Linked DNA regions of Homo sapiens: regions 2 and 3 are each linked to region 1. Evidence: chromatin loops called from intact Hi-C (ENCODE). Cell type or tissue: heart right ventricle. All regions are shown on one strand.

Region 1 (8,000 bases):
TGAAAAAACACCAAACTTACATTTTAGTACGTTAAAATCTGTAGCGCTTCAGAAACAGGAGACATCAATAGTTGTTTCTTTGATAGTCTGTGGCATTTCTTTCCTGCATCATGGTTTGAGTGAAAATACTTATGGACATTTCTCACCCCTCCTTCTTGCTCTGTGTGAGTCTCAGCAGGACAGTCTAGAGCTTTGAGTCCTATAAGTGGCTTCAAAGCCAGATTGGATCATTCAGTTGAAGCCCCTGGGCCCTTCCAAGATTCTACACACTCCCAAATTCTGCCCACCAGAGACACATATGTGTGCACACAGACACACAAATTCTTTTTTCTTATATTTAGAGGGAAATTCAAAGTGCAAGCACACAGGCAAAGTAAATGTTTGGGTGAGATATGAGGTTATTATCTGGGTAAGTGAAGTCAAGAAAGTTACTAAAAAAATTAGAGAAAACAATTATTTTTTAAGTTAGTCAATACTGACAAATTATCTCCCACATTTGAATTCCTTTTGATGACCGATATTAGGTCTTGAGTATATCATGCTTCATTCCTACAATGCTTTATACTTTTCAAAGTTTCTTTCCATCTGGGTCTTATTTAGTAAGCACAAAGTCCTGTATGGTTGGTAGGGTTAGGGTCACAATTCCCAGCTTATAGATGAACTTCCCAAAGACAAGAGTTGGATGGAGAGTTTGAATGTAATGTCCCTTCCGAAATTAATGTTGAAACTTAATCCCCACTGTGGTGGTATTAAGATGTAAGGTCCTTATAAAAGAGGCTTCAGAGAGAGTTTGCCCCTTGTTTCTCTTCTAGCTTCCTCTAAGAGAGGTCGCCACAGTGAGAAGTTACCATCGATGGAACAGTCCCTCACCAGACCCCAAGGCCGGCCCCTTGATCTTGGACTCCCCAGCCTCCGGACTGTGAAAGATAAATCCCTGTTCTTCATAAATTACCCATCTGTGATATTTTGTTATAGCAGCACAAACATTAGAGTGTGTTGTAAATTTTAAAGCTTCATATTTCCCTTCTGCTTCAATATCCACATAAACAGGCTTTGAGCACCCTGCCCCGGTGACCACATGCATCATGTGATAAGGTTAGACTCTGCCACCAGTCCCCCTTCTTGCCTTCCCTGCACTGAGTCCTAGTAACATTTGGAAACACAAATGAAATCCCCTTGCACGTTTTTACTTGTGTGTTCCAGCCTGATCTCCAATAAGGCATCTGCCCATGGGTTTTCTTATGTATGTACCTGTGTGTGTGTATTGTAGAGTTCATGTTTAGGGGGTGTGTGGGGAGTGAGACTGGTTGACGGAAGCAGAGAATTCATATAGAGCAACATGGGCAATTGATTGCTTCTAGGTCAATCATCAAATAAGGATTTGGAGTACCTTGGGATCGATCTAATTCTCTCATTAAGATTACTGAAATAACCAGCTCACTAAACAGTCAATATGGTTATTTCATCCATCTTAATGACCTAGTCAAATCAGCTCTGGGGAGATCGTCAACACCAACTCCAGAGGGAAAAACTCATGCAGATATAACAGCAGCTTTTGTTGAGTTCTCCTAATTTAAAAATGGAATAAGTCACAAAGAGATCCCTAGAGGAATGAGAATTGGGCATTTGCTGTTTATAAATCAGGATTCTAAGGGCCATATCTTAATGAAGCAAAAGAGAGCATTATAATTTTGAATAAATGAACTAAGGTAGGAATAAGAAAACTATACATAAAGGATCTTGGATCAGGGCAGTAATTCCATGTTGCAGAAGTATGAAAAGGTAACAGACAGTTACAAAGCAGAGCAGAAGAGCAAACTGATGGGGCAAAAGGACGGTCAAATATATGATATCTTGATCAATGATCAATAGTTCAGACTCTTAACGATGTAGCAAAATTTCAATAAATGTTGACTATGTTGACAATATTAATGATGGTGGTGGTGATTATTTTGATGACAACAGTAATGGGGTCTGACAAACAAAACAATAACAGTCAAGAAAGATTAATGGTAGAAATGATGAAAACAGAGGTCTGAGAAAGTTTCTATTAATGAGTATAAAACAGGAAGTAAAGGTAGCCACCCTGTGAAGCAGTCTTAATAGAGTGATGGCTATAAATATACAAAGGAAAAAGCAATGGTGGGGAAAGGACAAGTCCAGGGACACTCGCCTCAGTAAAGGAGCACAAAACGTGCAGTTTCTGTCATAGAAAGACAAAGTAGTCTACTTAGGAAAGGTCTAAAGAGAAGGAGAATGCCTTCCCAGATTTGAGCTCTTACAATGGGAAGAAGCAATATCAAATTCTTAGTATCAGCATAATAATCCAGAGCTATAGAAAGAACTTTTAAGGATGCAAACTCAGACCCCAATATTTGAACACTATAATACCAAATATAGATATTTGAATACATCAGGACATGAGACTGAATATTTTTTCAATTCCATTCCCATTTTTGGCACGTGCAACCCACAACCAGATATAGAAGCTTTTCTCAAATTATCCCAGTATGTTAAACCTAAATATATATTCTTAGAAGAACTGTGAAATGGATGTTTGGTGACTGAGGAGGGATGGGGAAGTCCCTCCTCTTCTTATCAGCACTAATCAAACCAAATCATCAGAACTACAGCATTAATACTTGTATTCATCAGGATAGGATAAGCTATAATACAAGAACAAACAGCCACAAAATTTCAGTCATTTAACATAAAAATTTTTGTTTTGTTTTGTTTCATTTACAAGATGTTAATGTAGCAACTCTGGGGTCCAAACTAGCAGAAGCTCCAGCATGCTGCATTTCTCTCTATTTAAAATCACACAACTTACCTAGATGAGAAAATGAAAGGTCATACACGAACAACTAAACGTTTAGCCCAGGAAATGACATATAACACCGGGTTTACATCCCATTCCCAGAAGTAATCCCCAGCCCCATTTATGCAAAAGGTACGGGGAAGTTTCATCCTTCCAAACACGACAGTAGGTTTCAAGCTTTAGCTTGCATCCAAATCACCTTGAGTGCTTGTTAAAACAGATTTTGGGGTCTCACCCTCAGAATTTCTGATTCTGATTAGGGCAACTAATAATTTGCTTTTCTGAAAAGCTTTTGGGCCAGACGTGGTGGCTTACACCTGTAATCCCAGCGCTTTGGGAGGCCGAGAGGGGCGGATCACTTGAGGTCAGGCGTTCCAGACCAGCCTGGCCAACATGGTGAAACCCTGTCTCTACTGAAAATACAAAAATTAGCCGGGTGTGGTGGCGGGCGCCTGAAATCCCAGCTACTTGGGAGGCTGAGGAAGGAGAGTCGCTTGAACCTGGGAGGCCGAGGTTACAGTGAGCCAAGATCACGCCACTGCATTCCATCCTGGGTGACAGATCGAGGCTCTGCATCAAAAATAATCATAATAATAAAGGTTTCAGGTGAGGCTGATGCTGCTGTCCTGAGACTTCCCTTTGAGATCCCCTGGTTAGAGCAACAGTTCTCAAGCCCACCTGAACATTTACATCAACTGGACAGCTTGTTTAAAAAAGGTGCACGCCAAGGTCCCACCCCTAAATATTCTGTCTTAATTGGTCATCTAAAAATTCTCCTGTATCACCAGAGTTGCTAGTTCAGAAGAATACAAATTTAACTATGGGTGTAAGATTTCTATCAAAGTGTTCACATTACAGATGAAAAAACAAGTCCAACATCACACAGTAGGCTAGTGACACTTCCAAATCAAGAAACTGAATATCCTGGATCCCAAGTGGTGCCATATCCCTTAATGGGTCAGCACACAGAGCAGGCAGTATTTTAAGACCAATTTACTCCACAAATTTCTTTCCCTCTGCTTAAAATGGTTCGGCCTCTTTCCAGAGGGATGCTGGCTCTCAGTGCAATAGCTGCTGGGCTCAGGGAGGAGAAAGTGGATCCATCTCCAATTCTCCCACGTGGCTGAGAAAGAGCCTAGAAGCAGCTCTCCTCCCTCCCATTCCTCAACTCTGAGCAGCCCTGCCCTGGCTCCCGACCCAGCCTCACCCAGATTTTGCCTCTGCCCCAGGATCTGCGAGCCAAGTGGTTGACCCGGGAAGACAAGCCCACTTACAAAGAAACGTAAAAGAAAATGAACAAAACTGCTGCCAATGTGCCCTTTGGTCCCACATTGACTAAATCCAGGCTGCTAGAAGGCAGCGCGAGAAGAATCTCATTTTAAAAAGCAACTGAGAGAGATAAAACGCAGCTACCCAACCATTTTGGATACTGGTCGTCCTCTGCTCCCATCCCCAACACAAAGGCACAGCGTTCATTCTCCCATCATGAAATTTTACTGAATTCATCAACTCTAAGTAAAAATAAATAAATAAGAGCTGATCTGCCATCCTTTACAGATTTTGAACCGATTTAACAGCCATCTGATAAACACGCCCTGCATAACTAACGGCCTCTGGCCTGGCATCTTCCTGTAAAACTAAGAAACATCGCCATCTGCTGGCCAGGGAGCCCTGGTGCATGGAAATTTCCAATTCCATTGCCTTCAAGCAGCAGTGTCTGCACAGCAATAGGTCCATTAATTCTGCCAAAGGGTTGAAATTCATTGCAAATCATTTAATTTCTTTCACCAAGACAAACTACAAACTACATCATGAAATTTTGTTTAACTTTCTTGTGTTTTATGTATGTGCATGAGCTGGTTAGGGTGGGGAGGCTTTTTGCATGGTTACCTTCCTACTCTTTTTGTTGCCCCTATTTTCTCGAAATTCTCAATGTTGTGAATTTTATAAGTCCATTTAACTAACATTAAGTGAGCTTATTCTACGTGCTAAGTTGTCATACCCAAAGAATCAAACGACAGAGACTGAGGAGGGAGGAATTGGGGAATTGGGCGGAAGTCTCATTCTCACATTCCATATTAACTGGAAACCTGAGGCTCTGTAGTTTTGACTCTCGTACTTTTTTTTTTTTTTTGAGATGTAGTCTTCCTTTGTTGCATAGTGTTGTCTCAAACTCCAGCCTCAAGCCATCCTCCCACCTCAGCATCAAGCAGCTAAACTGCAGGCACATGCCACCGTGGTGGGTTTGACACTCACACATCTTAACAGTGAAACTGTGTTGGACAGAGGTTTTCAGCCCAACCGGGTTATTTAGACTTAAGAATGCCAAAGAAACACACTTTTATGGCCTCTTCCACACTAAATCCTTCTTAGAAAATGGGAAAGAGAGACTCTTGTGACCTAAAAGATGGGGGGTTTGATTGATGATCTGGGTGTTGATTTCTCCTCCTGCCCTTTCCTCTTCCAGTCCTCAGGTGACACCCACCCAAGCCCATCTCCACATTCTTCATCTACTTGCACAATCTTGACTGACATCTCTGATAGCCCAAAGCAAATTGAATAGTGAAGTTTATCTTGCTTTAATGCTTATGCTAGTGGAACTTATTTAAATGTATTTAACATGTACAGAAAAATTAACAGGAAAATAAATCGAGGAAGAAGTGTCAACAAAGAGTGCAAGGTACAGAAACAGGTGCTATTTTTGTATTTGGTGATGAGACCTGGGGGTAAGTGATGGTTGTTGAGCTGATGATGATCGTATTTTCTTTAATACCACGGACCACCTCTTCATCCAGCCTCACTAGCTGTGAAGCAGCTCTGAGGACCATTCTTACAGTTCTTTCCACATCTCTGTCTCCACTCCCCAGACCTTCCTAGTTGAATAGGCCTATAGGACAAGGACCCGCCCCCCTGCCCCCCATCTGTTATGACTGGGAGTGGAGAAATGGGCAATGAAAGAGAATGTGTAGGTGTAATGCCAGGAACTAGAATGATTTCCTGCCAGTGATGAGCTGTCTTGGAGGCAGCTCTGTCTGCTTTGCCATTCAGCACTGACCCACCATAAAGACAAAAGAGGAGGGCTCACTTGGGACATGGAGGTGAAAGTCCAAGCCTGCCCTGGCTCTTATCTATATGTAGGGTTAGCTATTCTACTCTCCAAGAAGAGTCATGTGGAAAAACAATGTTTAAATTCCTAAATGATTGAAGCAAGAAGAAAACACAAAGATGATTGTAAAGTGGACCAAACTGAGATCTCTGGAAGAAAAGTAATTTGCCCAGGGTCTCATAGCACACAAGTGGCACAGGGGAGTCTCTGGTCTCTTAGACAACATTTCTCACAATAAACTGTTCCTTTGTCACAAAATAGAGAGGTGCTTCTAGCCATTGGAAAGTTTTTGACACTGGGATCACCAATCTTGAGAAGTCCTGGACTCTTTTCTATCGCCATATCTTAGTCAATCTCATAATCCCAGGACATCCTTTATCTGAATATCTCTGTACATCAGAGTAAAGCAATTAATATCACATAAAATTTTAGAGATCCAGATTACATATGTATTCTTCAACATTGAGGACAGGAGCAACTGTAACAATGATCACCAAGAAGAAAGTTCAGGGAAATCAGCTACATTCTATAACAAAATGCTGTGTGGTTGAGTGGTTACTGTCCTAGGTTCTGAAAGGAAGATGCTGGAGTTGGAATCCTGGATCTGGCCCTTAAGAGCTGGGAAAATTGCTCAACCTCTTGTAGCATTATAATAAGGATAAAATAAGTTGAATCAAATAATGAAGGCATTTTGAACAATATGTGTGGCACATGGTAAGCAGTCCATCAGTGTTAGCTTTTGTTTTTATTGCTATTATCACTCAGTGAGTGACCAGCTGCCAACCCTGACTTTGAAGGAAAATCATTCTTACTCATCATTCAACATTCATTATACACCAGTCTTCTCTCTACTCTTTTCCAGGATAAAAGAAGAAAAAGTTAAAAAGGGAGAAAATGCCAGAAACTTCCTGAATCTTTTACAAAAAGTTCTAAGGTAAGGGGAAAGCATCCAGGATATGCTTTGCAAATTAACCTAATAGCAAGTATCTCTGCAAAACTTTTGTTGCTTTTTTTTTTTTTCCAAATGACTGTGGTTGTTTTGGCAATAGCTAGAAACATGAGTCAATAACCTCCTATGTGGCTCTCAAGAAATGATATTTAAATCAGAACCACAGCTGCGCAGGAAGGGCACATGAAGTCAAATTGCTTTAATGTTAATGAATACACAGTGTCATATGTGGTGATTCAATATAGCAAAAAAGTCTGAAAGTGAGTTTTAGTACTGGACTCATTGTGAATTTGCTATAAGATAGCCACTTGAACTCTCTGGGCCTCAGTTTCCTCTTTTGTAGAGTGAAACATGGCACTAAATCATATCCAAAGTCTCTTGGAGTTTTAACTTCTAGTGTTACCCTTCCCAGAAGTATTTTTATCTATATAAAAGTACTACAGGGGTGGGCACGGTAGCTCATCCCTGTAATCCCAGCACTTTGGGAGGCCAAGATGGGCAGATCACCTGAGGTCAGGAGTTTGAGACCAGCCTGGCCAACATGGCAAAACTCTGTCTCTACTAAAAACAACAAAATCAGCTGGATGTGGTGGCACATGCCTGTAATCCCAGCTACTCAGGAGGCAAAGGCAGGAGAATCACTTGAACCTGGGAGGTGGAGGCGGTTTCAGTGAACCAAGGTCATGCCACCACACTCCACCCTAGGCAACAGAGTGAGATTCCATCTCAAAAAAAAAAAAAAAAAAAAAAAAAGGTATTGCACGGCAAAGCTTACAACAAGGAAAGGAATTATTTGTGGTAAATCTTCAGGCCTCAGTGAAATAGATGATTGGAGGTTGGGGGTTAGCCCCCTTCCCACTACATTTTTGCTAGTGAGTGATCACTCCGTGTGGCCACTCCCTTATGGATCTCCCTTATGGATCTTCCTGGCTGCTTAAGGCTTGATGAATGGAGCACTGCTCTTTCTGGAACAACAGACTCCTGTACCTGGTCACCAAATCTCTCACACCCCCACACACCTCATTTGTTTCCATAGTTTCAATTTCTTCCCTTCCTCAGCTGAGCCTGTGGAGCCTTCCCTCTATATAATCTTCCAGTAATATCCATGTGATATTTTGGTAGCTGGA
Region 2 (8,000 bases), 180 kb after region 1:
GGTAGCTGGGATTACAACAACGTGCCACCACACCCAGTTTTTTGTATTTTTAGTAGAGACAGGGTTTCACCATGTTGACCAGGCTGGTTTTGAACTCCTGACCTCAGGTGATTCACCCATCTCAGCCTCCCAAAGTGCTAGGATTACAGGCATGAGACACCATGCCCAGCCAGCTGAGATTTTAATGACAAAAAATTGCCAGGCCTGAGGAACTTTGTAGGCAGAGTTTTATAAGTCTGTAAGAGCTACTGAAAAAACCCTAAGAAAAGGGTGAGCTTGATTGTGGACAAGAGCCTAGTACAAGGAGGAATGTGTAGGAAAAGATTTCAAAGAAACAGGCAAGGACAGGCAAAATAGATTAGGATCTTGGGGAAATAATAACTCTTTTTACTGAGATGGTATTAGGAAGGTTTGGTGGAGGAGATGGCACTGGGATCAGGTGATGATGCAAGACTGGGGACGGGATACTTTCCGGCAAAGGGAAAAATGGGAAGCAAGCTCCAAAGTCAAGCTAACTCCAAACCCTAGAGGATACTCAAAGCCAACTAAAATTAAGAAAAAACACTTTGAGGCCGGGTGTGGTGGCTCACACCTGTAATCCCAGCACTTTGGGAGGCCAAGGTGGGTGAATCACGAGGTCAGGAGTTTGAGACAGCCTGGCTAATATGGTGAAACCCCGTCTCTACTAAAAATACAAAAAATTAGCTGGGTGTGGTGGCAGGTGCCTATAATCCCAGCTACTGGGGAGGCTGAGGCAGGAGAATCGCTTGAGGTTCTCAATCGCAGGAGGCAGAGGCTGCAGTGAGTCAAGATCGTGCCACTGCACTCCAGCCCAGACGACAGTGCGAGACATCGCAAAAAAAAAAAAAATACTCTGAATACACTGATGAATCGTTCTTCTCTCCATGACTCAGTCTCTCATTTTTGGATTTCCAAGTCCAAAGTCTCTGTTTATTCCATGTGTACTTGAAAGTGTTAGCCTAACCCCAAATATCTTGATGTGAAGGGCAGAAAAAAATGCCTCATTTTTTTTCCTTCCAAAACTAAATGTTAAGTATCATCTTCAAGGCTGACTTCCACCACACTTCCTAAAACAGCCTTCTTGAATACTCCAGAGTTTCTAATTGCCCTTAACTCTGCTTTCTCTAACCTTACCAAGTCAGGTTCTATTTCATTGTTTGTGTGTCTGTAAATTTTGCTTTGTAGGACAGCATAAGTCCTTTACACAAAATTATAAACATTTTAAGATAGGATTAAATAGCATCCAATCCAAGGAAGAATGAAATCTCCATTTCTGACATCAATATATGTGGAGAATTAGAAAGATCCCCAGTAATAACGTTCTTGTAGAGAATACGAGCTGTAAAAAAAATCCTTGTCTGCTCATAATCCGTAGTCATCAAATAGAATCATGCAATATTCAAGCTACAAGCAATCTTAGAAATAACCCAACTCAAGTTATTGTATTTACACATAAGAAAATTGACGCTGAGAGAGGAAACTGTCTTCCTTTATCTTGAAGCAGAGCCTGACTTGAAATCCAGAGGTTTCTTACAAATGAAGAGGTTACAGGAAAAGATCTTTTTCTATGTCAAATGAGTCAAATGTTCCCATTAGCTTTAAAATAGGTCTTAAGAAACAAGTCCTTTAAAGAGAATTAAAAGACAAGCCATAGACTGGGAGAAAATATTTGTAAAGATATATCTATTAAAGGACATGTACTCCAAATATACGAAGAACTCTTAAAACTCAACAATAAGAAAACAAATAACCCAATTTAAAAATGGGCAGAAGATGTGTACAGACGCCTCACCAAAGAAGACATACAGATGGCAAATGAGCATTTGCAAACATATTCAACATCTTATGTCATTAGGGAATTACAAATTAAAACAACAACGAGATACCTCTGCATACCTATTAGAATGGCTAAAATCCAGAACACTGTCAATACCAAATGCTAGTGAGGATATGGAACAACAGGAACTCTCATTCATTGCTGTTAGGAATGCAAAATCATAGTCACTTTGACAGTTTGGCAGTTTCTTATAAAACTAAACATTCTCTTACCTACCCAGCATATCTCTTTCCTATTACTTACACTATCCAGCAATCATGCTCCTAAATATTTATCAAAGTGAGTTGAAAACTTGTGTCCATATAATAGTTATAGTAGCTTTCTTCATAGGTGCGAAAAATTAGAAGCAAACTTCATAGCAATTCACCAAATGAATTGATAAACTATGGTACATTCATGCAATGGAGTATTATTCAGCAATTTTTAAATAAGAGCCAGCAGACATGAAAGGCATGGAGGAATCTTACACATATTGCTGAGTGAAAGAAGCCGGTCTGAAGAGGATAACTACTCTGTGATCCCAATAATACAACATTCAGGAAAAGGCAAAACTATAGAGCCAGTAAAAAGGCCAGTGATTCCCAAGGTCTGGGGGCTGCAAGAAGGTGGAATGCGTTCTATTGATGGAGCACAGGGAACATTTAGGACAGTGAAACTATTCTGTATGATGCTATAATGGTGAATATATGACACTATACATTTTCAAAAATATAGAACTGTATAACACAAAGAGTAAACCTTAAACTATCAACTTTAGTTAACAATAATGTGCATCAATATTGCTTCATCAATTTTAACAAATATTGATATAGTTTGGTTGTGCCCCAACTGAATCTCATCTCAAATTGCAGCTCCCATAATCCCCACATGTTGTGGGGGAGACCCAGCAGGACGTCACTGAATCCTGGGGGCAGGTTTTCCTGTGCTGTTCTTGTGATAGTGAATAAGTCTCACAAGACCTGATGGTTTTATAAAGGTCAGTTCCCCTGCATGCATTCTCTTGCCGCCACCATGTAAGATGTGTCTTTGCTTCTCTTTTGCCTTCTGCCATGATTAGGAGGTCTCCGCAGCCATGTGGAACTGTGAGTCCATTAAACCTCTTTTTCTTTATAAATTACCCAGTCTAGGGTATGTCTTTATTAGCAACATGAGAACTGAGTAATACAAATGTACAACACAAATGTAAGATGTTAACAATGAGGAAACTTGGGGGAGAAGGATAAAAAGCTCTCTTTCTGTGTAATTTTTTTGTAAACCTAAAACTACTCTAAAAAATAAGTCTATTAAATAGAAAACACAAGGTTATTTTGAAAAGCAAGTCTCAACAGTACCAGGACAGAAATACTTAATATGCAAACTGTCAACAAACAGGTAGCAGCACAGTAACATATATTAAACCCAACACATGGCTGATATTTTTTATATTATAAACTTAACAGGGTTGCTTTTAAAGAATATTTAGAATAGAATGAGCATATTAACTGAACACAGAGAAACTAGAATTTTACATATTATTACATTGTTCCTCGTACAACTGCAAATCAGGGGGAATGAAGTTTCAAGACAGTATTTTTCCTTGGGATTTATTCTGAGTGATTCTTGTTATCTAGACCGTATCCAAATGGTATGATTTTCTTTCAACAGTATTATTTTAAGTCCTTATCTTTGTTTCTGTAAGTCCATATTTTGTATGAGACGTAGGATTTCTTTTCTTGATGCCCATATCCATTTTAATCATGTAAATTAAAGTATAAAATACAACCCAATCTTCAGAAATTTACTTTATAAATACTGCCTCCAAAACACCATCCTCTATAAAAAGAGCAGCTTATTCCAGAAACACCCTGTTCAGATACGCATTATGATACTAACCACATTAAATTATAGTGGAATGGAGAGAAGTTATGGAAAATCTTAGAACATATAATGTAGCTTTCTTCTTTTAGTTATTTCAGGGGAAAAACAAAAAAACAAAAAACGTTTCAGGCTTCTGTGCTGAGAAACAAGCCCTAGACAGTTGGCCGGACCACCCAAGCCTCTAGCTTAGTGAGCACCGCCATCTAGTGGAAGGATTTTGTTTCTGGTTTCAGTTTTACCAACAATTAGCTGAATGGCTTCTGGGAAGACATTTAAACTGCCATCAGCGGCCTCGTGCATGAAATTGGAGATAATAGTGCCTATTCTGTCTACTTTCTTAGCTACAGGGGTGAAAAATATGAAGTACTGAAAACCCTCAGGGTCTTTATTATTAGTTCATAGCTGCACTTGAAAGATGAAAGCTAATTTTTACTCTAACAAAGCAGAATTCTCTAGGCCCTGAGAATTCAGATAAGTTTTGGCTGAAAGTTATTGGTTTTCTCTCCTTCTAGGATTGTGGCACATATAAACCTAATTAGTGCATCTGAAAGTTTATGAAGTGACTGGTTAGAGTCCAATAACCTTTATTGCATGTGGCCCACATAAGCCAATTATAAAGGAAAATTATGGGCACCGTTCTGATGCAATCATGGGTAAACCACAGAAGAGGCCACAAACAGAACTTCATTCTCAGTGAAAAAACACAGATAACCAGACTTGGACTTCGAGGCTTGGCAACAAGGTCAGGTCTGGGATTCTATGGCGATTGATGTGCCCTGTCTGAGGCTTTCTCTAGCCTCTGGGCCTCCTTTGTCTCCTCCTCCCTCATTCATGTTAAAGGCCATGATTGGAAGCCTTGAACAGATATGCAAAGCGTTCCTTAAATGTAGACAATTGAAATACAAATGTTCCTCCCATGCACTATTAATTATTTTACAGCTTTCCCCAAGCACACTGTGTATATATAGCAGCTTAAATGGTGACTAAAAAATGTGAAGAGAATTTTTTTTCTCAGTTTTTCTGTTTCTGCTTCTCACTTCCCCATTCCATTTGTACTCATTCCTCCCCCTCCAAGTATTTGAAGAAGGTAAATATATTTCAAGAAGGCAAAATTGCATCAAAGACACACTTTGCTTTTTTTCGTAGTTGAGATTGGCAACAGTCTACACCCATGTAACCCTGGTTAAGCTGCCTTAACACTTGGGCAGAAGTTTCTTTATCTGTAAAACAGAGATAGGCAGGCACTAAGTCATGAAAAGCTTCAGTGTGCCTAGCACATAGTAAGTGCTCAATGGCAAATATTTTTAAAAGTTGGGGAGGGAGAAACCTTAAAAACATTAAGTCTGGCAAGTTTACCAGTAAAAGAAAGTGAGCTCAATCTAGAAACGTTCATCTGTATTCTCAAAGGAGAGAAATTCTGGAGGATGTTACCAAAGAACTCTTGATTCTATGTGGTTTGGCTGTGTCCCCACCTAAATCTCATCTTGAACTGTAGCTCCCATAACCCCACATGTCGTCAGAGGAACCCGGTGGGAGGTAACTGAATAATGGCAGCGGGTTTCTCCCATGCTGTTCTCGTGATAGTGAATAAGTCTTATGAAATCCAATGGTTTTATAAAGGGCAGCTCCCCTGCACACGTGCTCTTGCCTGCCACCATATAAGGCATGCCTTTGCTTCTCCTTCGCCTTCTGCCATGATTGTGAGGCCTCCCCAGCCACGTGGAACTGTGAGCCCATTAAATATCTTTTTCTTTATAAATTGCCCAGTCTTGGGTATTTCTTCATAGCAGTATGACAATGGACTAATACAGCAATGTATTGACTTTTGTCACTGAGCCGTTGTAAAACAAACAGCACTTAATATACAGTAGGCTTTTAGCGGATATTATTTCATCAACAAAGAATGTGTATGTCATTTGCAGTGAGACAATTCTCTATGGCTCTTTCTTGTTTCTGCATATCTTAGAAACAGAGGCCCAACTCCCTTTGTTCTTGACTGTCTTCCTAAATATGTTTGTATAGCTAACAGCCTTAGAAGATCACTCCCTCCAGAGCCAAAGGCAGGTTTATTTGTTATCGGGGAAAATTCAGCCCCCAATATTTCAATGTAGGTTCTTTTCTCTTTCCCTAAGTGTCAGCCGGTTTGAGAAATAAAGGGAAAGAGTACAAAAGAGAGAAATTTTAAAGCTGGGTGTCCTGGGGAGACATCACATGTTGGCAGGTTCCATAATGCCCCCTGAGCTGTAAAATCAGCAAGTTTTTATTAGCAATTTTCAAAGGGGAGGGAGTGTACGAATAGGGTGTGGGTCACAGAGATCACATGCTTCAAGGGCGACAAAAGATCACAGACAGAAGGTCAGGGCGAGATTACAAGGTCAGGGCAAAACTAGAATCACCCATGAACTTCCATGTCCTGCTGTGCACGCATTGCCCTTGATAAACATCTTAACAGGGTTCAAGAGCAGAGAACCGGTATGACTAGAATTCACCAGGCTGGAATTTCCTAATCCTAGCAAGCCTGGGGGTGCTGCATGCAGCCAGGGTGTGTTTCATCCCTTATCTGCAACTGCATAAGGCAGACGCCCCCAGAGTGGCCATTTTAGAGACCCCCATGGGAATGCATTCTTTTCCCACAGCTGTTAATTATTAATATTCCTTGTTGGGGAAAGAATTCAATATGTCTCTTACCTGTTTTCGGTAATAAGAGAAATATGGCTCTGTCCTGCCCGGCCCACAGGCAGCCAGACTTTAAGATTACCTCCCTTGTTCCCTGAAAATCACTGTTATCCTGTTCTTAAGGTGCCCAGATTTCATATTGTTCAAACACACATGCTTTATGAACAATTTGTGCAGTTAACACAATCATCACAGGGTCCTGAGGCGACATACATCCTCAGATTACAATGACAGGATTAAGAGATTAAAGTAAAGACAGGCATAGGAAATTATAAGGGTATTGATTGGGGAAGTGATAAATGTCCATGAAATCTTCACAATTTATGTTCTTCTGTCACAGCTTTAGCAGGTCCCTCCATTCGGAGTCCCTGACTTCCCGCAACAGTTTGTAGCTTAGTAAATAAAGATAATGACTTTCTCTGCAAAAAGGAAGGGCAAGTTTGCTTGCAGTCCATTAATAAACTATTGGGGTTTCCTAAATTCAAGATTTCTCATCTGTGACACTCACTATGTGTGCAGCATCTACCTAGGCTACTCCATGTTGCCTCTGAACTTGAGGGCCAAGAGAAACTGACATGAACATGAGGCTCATGCTGCTAGCTTTGCTGTGAGCAATAAAATCCTTTGTCTCTGACTCAGGAGACTCATGTGTTCTGCCAGTGCCCATGAAATTGTGGTAGAACAATTTGCCACCTTGCAATTAGGGTAAAACTCTGATGAGACCTTCCATACTTCTTGACATCCCACTTCTTGCTTCATTTGTTTTCTAGTCCCCCAGATGAACCTTCCAGATGAGTGTATTAGACAGCCAGGTGTGAGAACTCAATGAAATGAGACTTTATCTTCATATAAACCCCTATTTGGAAAACCCAGATTTGACTGAATCAATAAGCTGTTTGTTAACATAAAAATTATTGCTTATCAGAATTATATCAGTTTTGTTTTTTTAACCCCAAGCCAAACTGTGTGTAAACACTTGTATGTATAGCCTGAATTATCTTCTTATTTAAGCTTTCCTTGTCCTGAAAATGGAGAGAGCAAGTGTGAGGTGTTAATAATCAGAAATACCAAAACCAAGAAAATTATATGCACATCTCAAATTGTCACAATTCTTCAAAATTTTTCCATTTTATAGTAGGTGAAACTGGGAATCAGAGGCATTAAGTAACTTGCAAAGATTACACAGCTAGCAAGTTGCAGAGTTGGATTAAGAACCAAATTCTGTCTGACCCCAAGTAGGTTCTAGTCTACCATGTTCATCTTTAAGACAGGTAGCACAAAAGCCCATTCTCAAGACTATGGCTAAACTTTTCTAGCCAAAAGTCTAACTTCCTTTTCCATTCTATTGTCTGACACTCCATCATAGTAGAAGATAGGCACTGCAATATCATAGAGGGAGAAAGCACTTCAAGGGAGTTAAAATGAGCTTTCATATGTTAGAACTGGAGCTCATGGTGGCTTTAAATAATTTCTCTGAATATCAGCTTTATGATCTTTAAAATATATACAATAAAATCTACCCTTCCTGTTGAACAAGACTTCTGTAATTTAGAAAGAAAAATCAGAATGAGATAATTTATGCAAAAGCACTTTGTTAGGGTGTAGAGAA
Region 3 (8,000 bases), 970 kb before region 1:
AAGATCAATTCATTCCTTGGCTTAAATGGAAACTTGCTGTTGTGAAAGAGGCAGAGAATTTTAACTCCATTATCCCTCTGGGCCAGGAATGTAGTTGGGATCAGAATAATTCTCACTGGGTCTGAGTTCAAATTTCAATATGTCGGTGCTAAAGAATTTGAAATCAAATCAAACTTATCTAATTTTTTGCATGAGTATGTGTAGTCATTTGACCCAACACATACTCATGCAAAGAATTAGATAAGCTTTATTACTATTAATAACTTTGAAAAGTAGAGATGTTATTAAAAACCAAAAGCCAAAAATAATCCTGTGTAGGATATAATTTAAATATCCTTTAAACATTTCTAAGTAATGGGTGTGGCCAATTTATTGCCAATTTTAACTTCCTGTAGTACCAAACAAGACCACAAGATGGCAGGCAGTGGTTTTTCAAGCAGCGATGGTACTGCTCAAAAGCTTTTAGTTACTCTTCAATTCCTTAGAATATTAAAATAAAAATAAGTAAGATTATATTTAAATGACGATGTTATTTAAACTTTAATGAAAGTACACACTTCAAAGTTAAAAAGATAGAAATACTTATATCACATTTCTCTTTCTGCAGAAGTCTTCAGGACGGGGTGAGTTACTGATCTCTCTCTGCTATCAGTCCACCACAAACACTCTAACTGTGGTTGTCTTAAAAGCTCGACATCTGCCTAAATCTGATGTGTCCGGACTTTCAGGTAAGAATGCTTCTGAAATATTCAGATTCACTGTATGATTGGAATGTATTTGACTGCAAATGAGCCCACCTACTCTTACTCTTCTATCTTTTCTCTAATACCTTATGTATCTGCTATAAAAGTTAGCTTTTAGTTTTATGACTAGCTTTACAAAAAATGAAACAAAACGCCAATTTTATGTTGTATAGCACAATGAGAAACAAAATAAGCTACAGTTTAAAATTACCTGAGTTCAAATCCTAACCCTTCCATTCACTAGCAAAATATGATTGGGTATGTTTCTTAAACTGTACAAACTGGACATAATGCTACTCATCCTGAGGGGCCTTGTGAGAACTAGAAATACATACTTCTTCAGATATCATCTAATAATATTATTATTATTTAATGATGGGAGTTGAAAACATGGTCTTAAAAGATTAGATTGTGAAGCTAAAATTAACTCATATGGTGCCACCAGAAAAAGGCAAAAGTAATTGTGATAAAGTAGCATGAACTTAAAATCTACATACTAACAATGACACAGAGAAGCTCAACACTAGGAAACAGAAAGCAAATCCAGCCTGTGACTAAAGAAATTCATAAAAGTTAAAACTAAAAAGAATATTGCCATTGTGGACTCTAAATCCTCATTCGATGGAAAACACAGCCAAAAGTCAGGGAAATAGACTCACCCAAAGTCATACAAGTCAGTAAAGCTACATGTTGTCTAATATATTTTTTTCCTTCTATCCTATTCTCTGGAGTAAGTTAATAGTAATCAGAATGGGTCCATAGAACATTCTATTTTCTTTCCTTTTGTGTTACTTCTTTTCCTATCATTAATTTTTTCCCTTATTCTCTAATTTAGAACTTTTTTCTCTTATTTTCCATATTCTTCCTTATTTTCAATTCTGTTGACAAGAGAAATGCCAAGTTTTATCCATATTTTTCTGTTGTTTTGACTTATTTTCCTGGTAACCACATGTCATTGGCATGCCATGATCTCTAAGGGCACTGTTATCTTGATATCAGCTCTCCAGCCCAGTTATGCCATTGTAATGCCTGTTATGTTCCACTGCAGATCCCTATGTCAAAGTGAACCTGTACCATGCCAAAAAGAGAATCTCCAAGAAGAAGACTCATGTGAAGAAATGCACCCCCAATGCAGTGTTCAATGAGCTGTTTGTCTTTGATATTCCTTGTGAGGGCCTTGAAGATATAAGTGTTGAATTTTTGGTTTTGGATTCTGAAAGGGGGTCCCGAAATGAGGTAATCGGGCAGTTAGTCTTGGGTGCAGCAGCAGAAGGAACTGGTGGAGAGCACTGGAAAGAGATCTGTGACTACCCCAGGAGACAAATTGCCAAGTGGCACGTGCTCTGTGATGGTTAGCATCCTAGCCGTGAGTTGGAACTTAAAGGTTTTTACTAGGCAAGGAGAAATTTTCTTTCTTTCTATATTGGATTGCAAGCTTGGGAAATCAAGCTACCTTTTTGTTGTTGTTGTTGTTGCTAGAAATGGATTGAATTAGTAGACCAGAAAGTAACTTCAAATGTGTATTATGATAATTTCCCTATTTATTAGAAGAGTTGGATAAATTTTCATAAGATATTCAATATCTCCTTCAGATTACCAGTGATATAACTAGGAATAGTCAGACATTTTATGAATACTGTGCCAGAATCCCAAATTATAAATGTGACAATCTCATTGGAACATGTCACAAAAAGTTAATGTGATTAAGATTTAAAAACGAAAAGTATGCCTTGCCTTGTGAAAATTTATCCATTTATCTTCAGGTTGGGGAAATCAATTTTTCTTTAAATCCAAAGATACTAAAAAAATGTCCTCCAGTTTGTATTTATTAATTCTGTCATGTGCAAATGGTTGTCCTGCATATAAAAGTATCTGGTCATTTCAGTTTGGTTTGTAATTATTTGATGCAATTTTATCATAAGAGTAACTCAGATTCATTTCAAAAGGACAGTGAACAAGCTGAGAAATTATTTTATCAAAGGGCTGAGTTGAGAACACTGTGGCTGAAATATAATTTTTCTCCCCCCTAAGGTTACATGTGAGTCAAAATTTTGTAAAATATAACCTCACATAAGAACCATGGCCTTGGATTATTCACTGCCTGTCACAAGCCTCAGTGTGGCCTGAGAAATCCCTATGTACCTTTGTGAAATTGTTGAATTAGTTAGTGAATAAAGAAATAAACTTCAACTAGAAATCCAGTTAGAAGTGCAATTTTCTTATAGGAAATAGGTATAGTGTGCAAGTGTACTTTTAAGGCCATCGTTTGTACCCAGAGTCGGCATGGCCACCTAAGTCTTCATTTAATTTATTGTCCCCCAGAAAAGATTAAGATGCTACTTGAAAAGACTGTGAAGATTTTTTACATTGCCAGATAAAAAGTGTTACTTAACCAACAAACAAATGTAAGACTACAAAATCGTTCAAGAGCAATTCTAATATAATTTACATATGTTCACGCAAAATATGCTTAGGCTGTCAAATTAGCACAACAAAGAATGTGTTTCACTATCTTTTCTAGGCTAATTTGTCTTGAGCTGTTGTCTATAGAGCAGTTTACAGACTTGTGTCTTGTATCATTTTCCAGTGCCAGGGTTCTGAAATTCATTCAGAACCTGTTAGATTAAAGCTGCACCCTGTGATTATTTGAAAAGAATTAGCTTGAGAGTAATGTCACTATATTTGAGTTCTTAGAGAAGTATGAGTGGAACTTGAGTACAGTTGAATTATTAAATATGCAAGTTAGAAATTAAGTCTACTGAAAAATTTACATTTTGAGTCAGGTTTTGTGTCAGTACTTTAGCAGTTTTTGAGAATGTGTTTGATATCACAGTGTTTGTAAATTCTATGAAAAATGCATTTTCCAAACAACTTATACATGCTTTTTATGACTATGCCTAATGTAAAGAAAATGTATTACATTCTGTATGTACAAAGATTAAAAATCAACCTCTTTTTTGTGCTTTAAAATGACTTTGGGATTAAAAAAGCATATTTCCCAATCATTGTCTTCATTCCACTACAAAGTCACCTCACAGCATCTTGCTCCACTCGGCATCTCTGTGAAAGCAACATGAAATGAACTGTAGTAGGTGTGTAGTTTGGGGAAGTCAAATGGCCATTTTATGTATGTGCATTTGGTATCATGGGCCGTGGAACAGAATATATGTTGGACCTCTGAAAAGTTGTAAGGGGCCAATTCTAAGTATTCTTCACGGCAGCCAGAAGTTAATGGTGGTAGCAGCTGAGGTATGGTTGTTGGACGAGGCCGATTTTTTTTTTTTTAACATGGAACAATGAAACCAACAACAAACATTTTTAAAATTAAAATGGATAATTTGTAAATAGTTTTTAGCTTTTAAAATTTAAAGTGTTTTTGAGTGTGAAAAGTTGAGTAAAACTATTTGCAACTGGTTTTCAGAAAAGAGAAAAGAAACAACAAAGGAATTGAAACAGGCAGGGAGATCTTAATACCTAATTTCATCATTTCTGAAAATGTACTGTTTTAGAATGTATTACAATATCAATGTGAATATCTTGAATCCTGTTACAAATCCTGCACTGTATTAAACATGTAAATTAATTGTTTGTCTGATTAGCCAATCTCACCACCCAAATGGGGAGGTATACATGTTTGAAGAACTGTGTAACTCAGTAATTGATTTGTTCTGATGTTGTAACTCAATAGAAGTGTTTTGGAAGGAAGCATGGTGTGTGAGACAGTGTCTGTTCTTTTGTGCCAGCTCTGTATGATGTTTGTAAGACCATGTTTGTAAGACATGAATAAATTGCTGCTTTTGCCCAACCCGTTTCAATGCAGACTTTCTGCCAATGGACTCTGTAATAAGGCTTCTCTTATTGCTGACTGAATTTTCAAGTTTCCCTAGTGGATCTCCTTGTATAGGTTAGGGACCATTAATTACTGAGCATCAGAATCTTTAATACACCTTTTAAAAAAATCTTCATAACAATCACCTGGAGCAGATATCATTAACCTTATTATACAGAAGCAAAACTTGAGGATCAAGGAGCATAGGCAATGGAATCAAGTAGGAAGGAATAGTACTCAAGAGGATTTCATGGCCTGCCCTGCCCTTCCCTCCATACCATTCCACTCTCCTCAAGGGGACCTCATCAACTGGCTTTGCTAGATGTTTAGGCTTATTCTCACATTCTTTGACTTTTTTCTAAATTTTATTCACTTTTCTATGTTTCATTTACTTTTCTCCCCAGTATTTTCAGCCACCATTCTTTATTTACTCTTCTATTTTTTTCCATTATCTCATTTCTTATTTTAACATCTTTCATTACCTATTTCATATCACTGCTTTTATATTCCTTTTTCTTTTTTTTCACATCCTGAGAAATATTTGATTAATAAAATGATGAGGACCTGGATGTCTTATTTTTTCTTAAAGAAGGAGGAAAAAACAGACCAGAACATCTATAATATATTATATTACCATTACACACCTGCTAAGGTAAATGGGAACAACAGGACCCACCACCTGGAGAATCAGACATTTTTCACAGCTCTAGTCTCTACAGAAATATTCTATGGTAATCACATGTTGAAAAAAACAGTCTTGCAAATGGAATAAAACTGGAATTTACTGTTAATTTATTTTGTTTCAAATTGTATTAATTGTAGTAAGAGTGTACATAGTTATGTTAAAAGAGACATTACATTTTAGAATTCAAGTATATTTTAAGAAAATGTACCTGCCAAAAGCAACTAGAGATGTGGAGGAGATTTTCTAAGGAAACTGGCCATTAGGGAAATGCTAACTAAAACCACAATAAGATACCCTGAACGCCAATTATAGTAACACAAATTAAAGTTTTGAAAATGTCGAGGGTTGACAAGGTTATGGAGGAAATGGACCCCTTGTACACTGCTAAAAGGAATATAGCATGTCCAACTGCTTTGGGAAGTAAGTTGTAATTTTCATAAGAAGTTAAAAATTTGCCTATTACATGACTTAGTCATTTTGCTCCTAAGTATTTACTTAAGACAAATGAATGCATACATTTATACAAAGACTTGCATTTTCATAGCAGCTTTATTTTTAATAGTAAAAAAACTGGAATCAAGTCAAATGTTCATCAACAGGTGAATGAACAAGAAAATTGTGGTTTATTTACACAATGGAATACTTCTCAGCAATAAAAGTTAATGACCCCTCGATACATACAAGTACCAAAATATCCATACGAGTACCAAAGTATACCAAACTGTATGCTTTAACTGTGTGCAGTGTATTATATATGAATTAAACCTCAATAAAGCTTTTTAATGGGAAATAGAAGTCAACTATAACCAAACCAAAAAAAGAAAACAATACTAGTATCACTGTCAAAAATATGATTCCCCAAAATTAATAATATTATATAACATATTTTAAGAGCAGTTCTTTTTGTTCTTAAGGTACATTATCCTAAGAATGATTAAATAGAGGATTGCTGGCAAGATGGCCGAATAGGAACAGCTCCAGTCTCCAGCTCCCAGTGAGATCAACACAGAAGGTGGGTGATTTCTGCATTTCCAACTGAGGTACCCAGTTCATTGCATTGGGACTGGTTGGACAGTGGGTGCAGCCCACGCAGGGTGAGCCAAAGCAGGGTGGGGCATCACCTCACCCAGGAAGTGCAAGGAATCAGGAAATTCCCTCCCCTACCCAAGGGAAGCAGTGAGGAACGGTGCACTGGGCCCAGATACCATGCTGTTCCCACAGTCTTTGAAACCCACAGACCAGGAGATTCCCTCCAGTGCCTACACCACCAGGGCCCTGGGTTTCAAGCACAAAAATGGGGGCTTCAGGAATTTTTATTTCATACCCCAGTAGTGCCTGGAATTCCAGCGAGACAGAATTGTTTACTCCCCTGGAAAGGGGGCTGAAGCCAAGGGGACAAGTAGTCTGGCTCAGTGAGTCCCACCCCCTCAGAGCCCAGCAAGCTAAGATCCACTGGCTTGAAATTCTCACTGCCAGCACAGCTGTCTGTGGTTGACCTGGGATGCTCAAGTTTAGGTGGCGGGGGGGAGGGGGAGTCTGCCATTGCTGAAGCTTGTGTAGGTAGTTTTACCCTCGCAGTGTAAACAAAGCCTCAGGGAAGTTCAAAGTGGCTGGAGCCCACTGCAGCTCAGCAAGGCCACTGTGGCCCTGCTGCCTCTCTAGATTCCTCCTCTCTGGGCAAGGCATCTCTGAGGAAAAAAAGGCAGCAGCCCCCGTCAGGAGCTTATAGATAAAACCCCCATCTCCCTGGGACAGAGCACCTGGGGGAAAGGGCTGTTGTGGGCACAGCTTCAGCAGACTTAAACGTCCTTGCCTGACAGCTCTAAAGAGAACAGCGGATCTCCCAGCACAGCGTTCAAGCTCTGTTAAGGGTCAGACTGCCTCCTCAAGTGGGTCCCTGACACCCATTTATCCTGACTGGGAGACAACTCTGAGTAGGGGCCGAGAGACACCTCATGCAGGAGAGCTCTGGCTGGCATCTGGCGGGTGCCTCTCTGGGATGAAGCTTCCAGAGGAAGGAACAGGCAGCAGTCTTTGCTGTTCTGCAGCCTCCACTGGTGATATCCAGGCGAAAAGGGTCTGGAGTGGACCTCCAGGAAACTCCAACAGACCGCAGCAGAGGAACCTGACTGTTAGAAGGAATACTAACAAACAGAAAGGAATAGTATCAACATCAACAAAAAGGACATCCTCTCAGAGACCCCATCTAAAGGTCATCATCATCAAAAGCCAAAGGTAGATAAATCCACGAAGATGGGGAGAAACCAGTGCAACAAGGCTGAAAATTCCAAAAACTAGAATGCCTCTTCTCCTCCAAAGGATCACAATTCCTCGCCAGCAAGGGAACAAAACAGGATGGAGAATGAGTTTGACAAATTGACAGAAATAGGCTTCCGAAGGTGGGCAATAACAAACTCCTCCGAGCTAAAGGAGCATGCTCTAATCCAATGCAAGGAAGCTCAGAACCTTGCAAAAAGGTTAGACGAATTGCTAACTAGAATAACCAGTTTAGAGAAGAACATAAATGACCTGATGGAGCTGAAAAACACAGTACGAGAACTTTGTGAAGCATACACAAATATCAATAGCCAAATCTATCAAGAGGAAGAAAGGATATCAGAGATTGAAGATAATGAAATAAAGCAGAAAGAAAAGATGAGAGAAATAAAATGAAAAGGAATGAACAAAGCCTCCATGAAATATGGGACTATGTGAAAAGACCAAATTTACATTTGATTGGTGT

Evidence for each region. A loop is a pair of places that touch in the nucleus more often than their neighbours do. Peaks named below come from ENCODE experiments on the same cell type or tissue, not always from the same donor. Only the 100,000 strongest peaks of a DNase experiment are listed, where the experiment ranks them.
Region 2: a loop joins it to region 1, with 3 times the contacts of the local background. A loop is called at or near these places in 26 of 110 quality-filtered maps.
Region 3: it touches region 1 in a loop (8-fold over the local background); 65 of 110 quality-filtered maps call a loop at or near these places.

The regions. Positions count from the first base shown.
Region 1 is chr18:42,295,412-42,303,411 of GRCh38, reverse strand. The region is part of intron 3 of LINC00907 (long intergenic non-protein coding RNA 907); the gene reads right to left. Among named protein-coding and RNA genes, the nearest start is that of LINC00907, 110 kb to the right of the region's middle. In heart right ventricle, CTCF peaks have their summits at 4,267 and 4,472 (motif pointing left); DNase peaks (open chromatin) are centred at 3,985 and 4,451; H3K4me3 peaks cover 585 bases; H3K27ac peaks cover 849 bases.
Region 2 is chr18:42,110,443-42,118,442 of GRCh38, reverse strand. No RefSeq gene overlaps it. Among named protein-coding and RNA genes, the nearest start is that of LINC00907, 72 kb to the left of the region's middle. RefSeq lists an enhancer at 4,479-4,618. In heart right ventricle, CTCF peaks have their summits at 3,713 and 3,918 (motif pointing left); a DNase peak (open chromatin) is centred at 3,932; H3K27ac peaks cover 467 bases.
Region 3 is chr18:43,264,440-43,272,439 of GRCh38, reverse strand. SYT4 (synaptotagmin 4) reads left to right here. Exons shown (of 4, transcript NM_020783.4): 3 at 608-728; 4 at 1,792-4,548. The coding sequence ends at 2,099. Among named protein-coding and RNA genes, the nearest start is that of SYT4, 9.0 kb to the left of the region's middle. In heart right ventricle, CTCF peaks have their summits at 211 and 418 (motif pointing right); no DNase peak of the experiment used is centred here.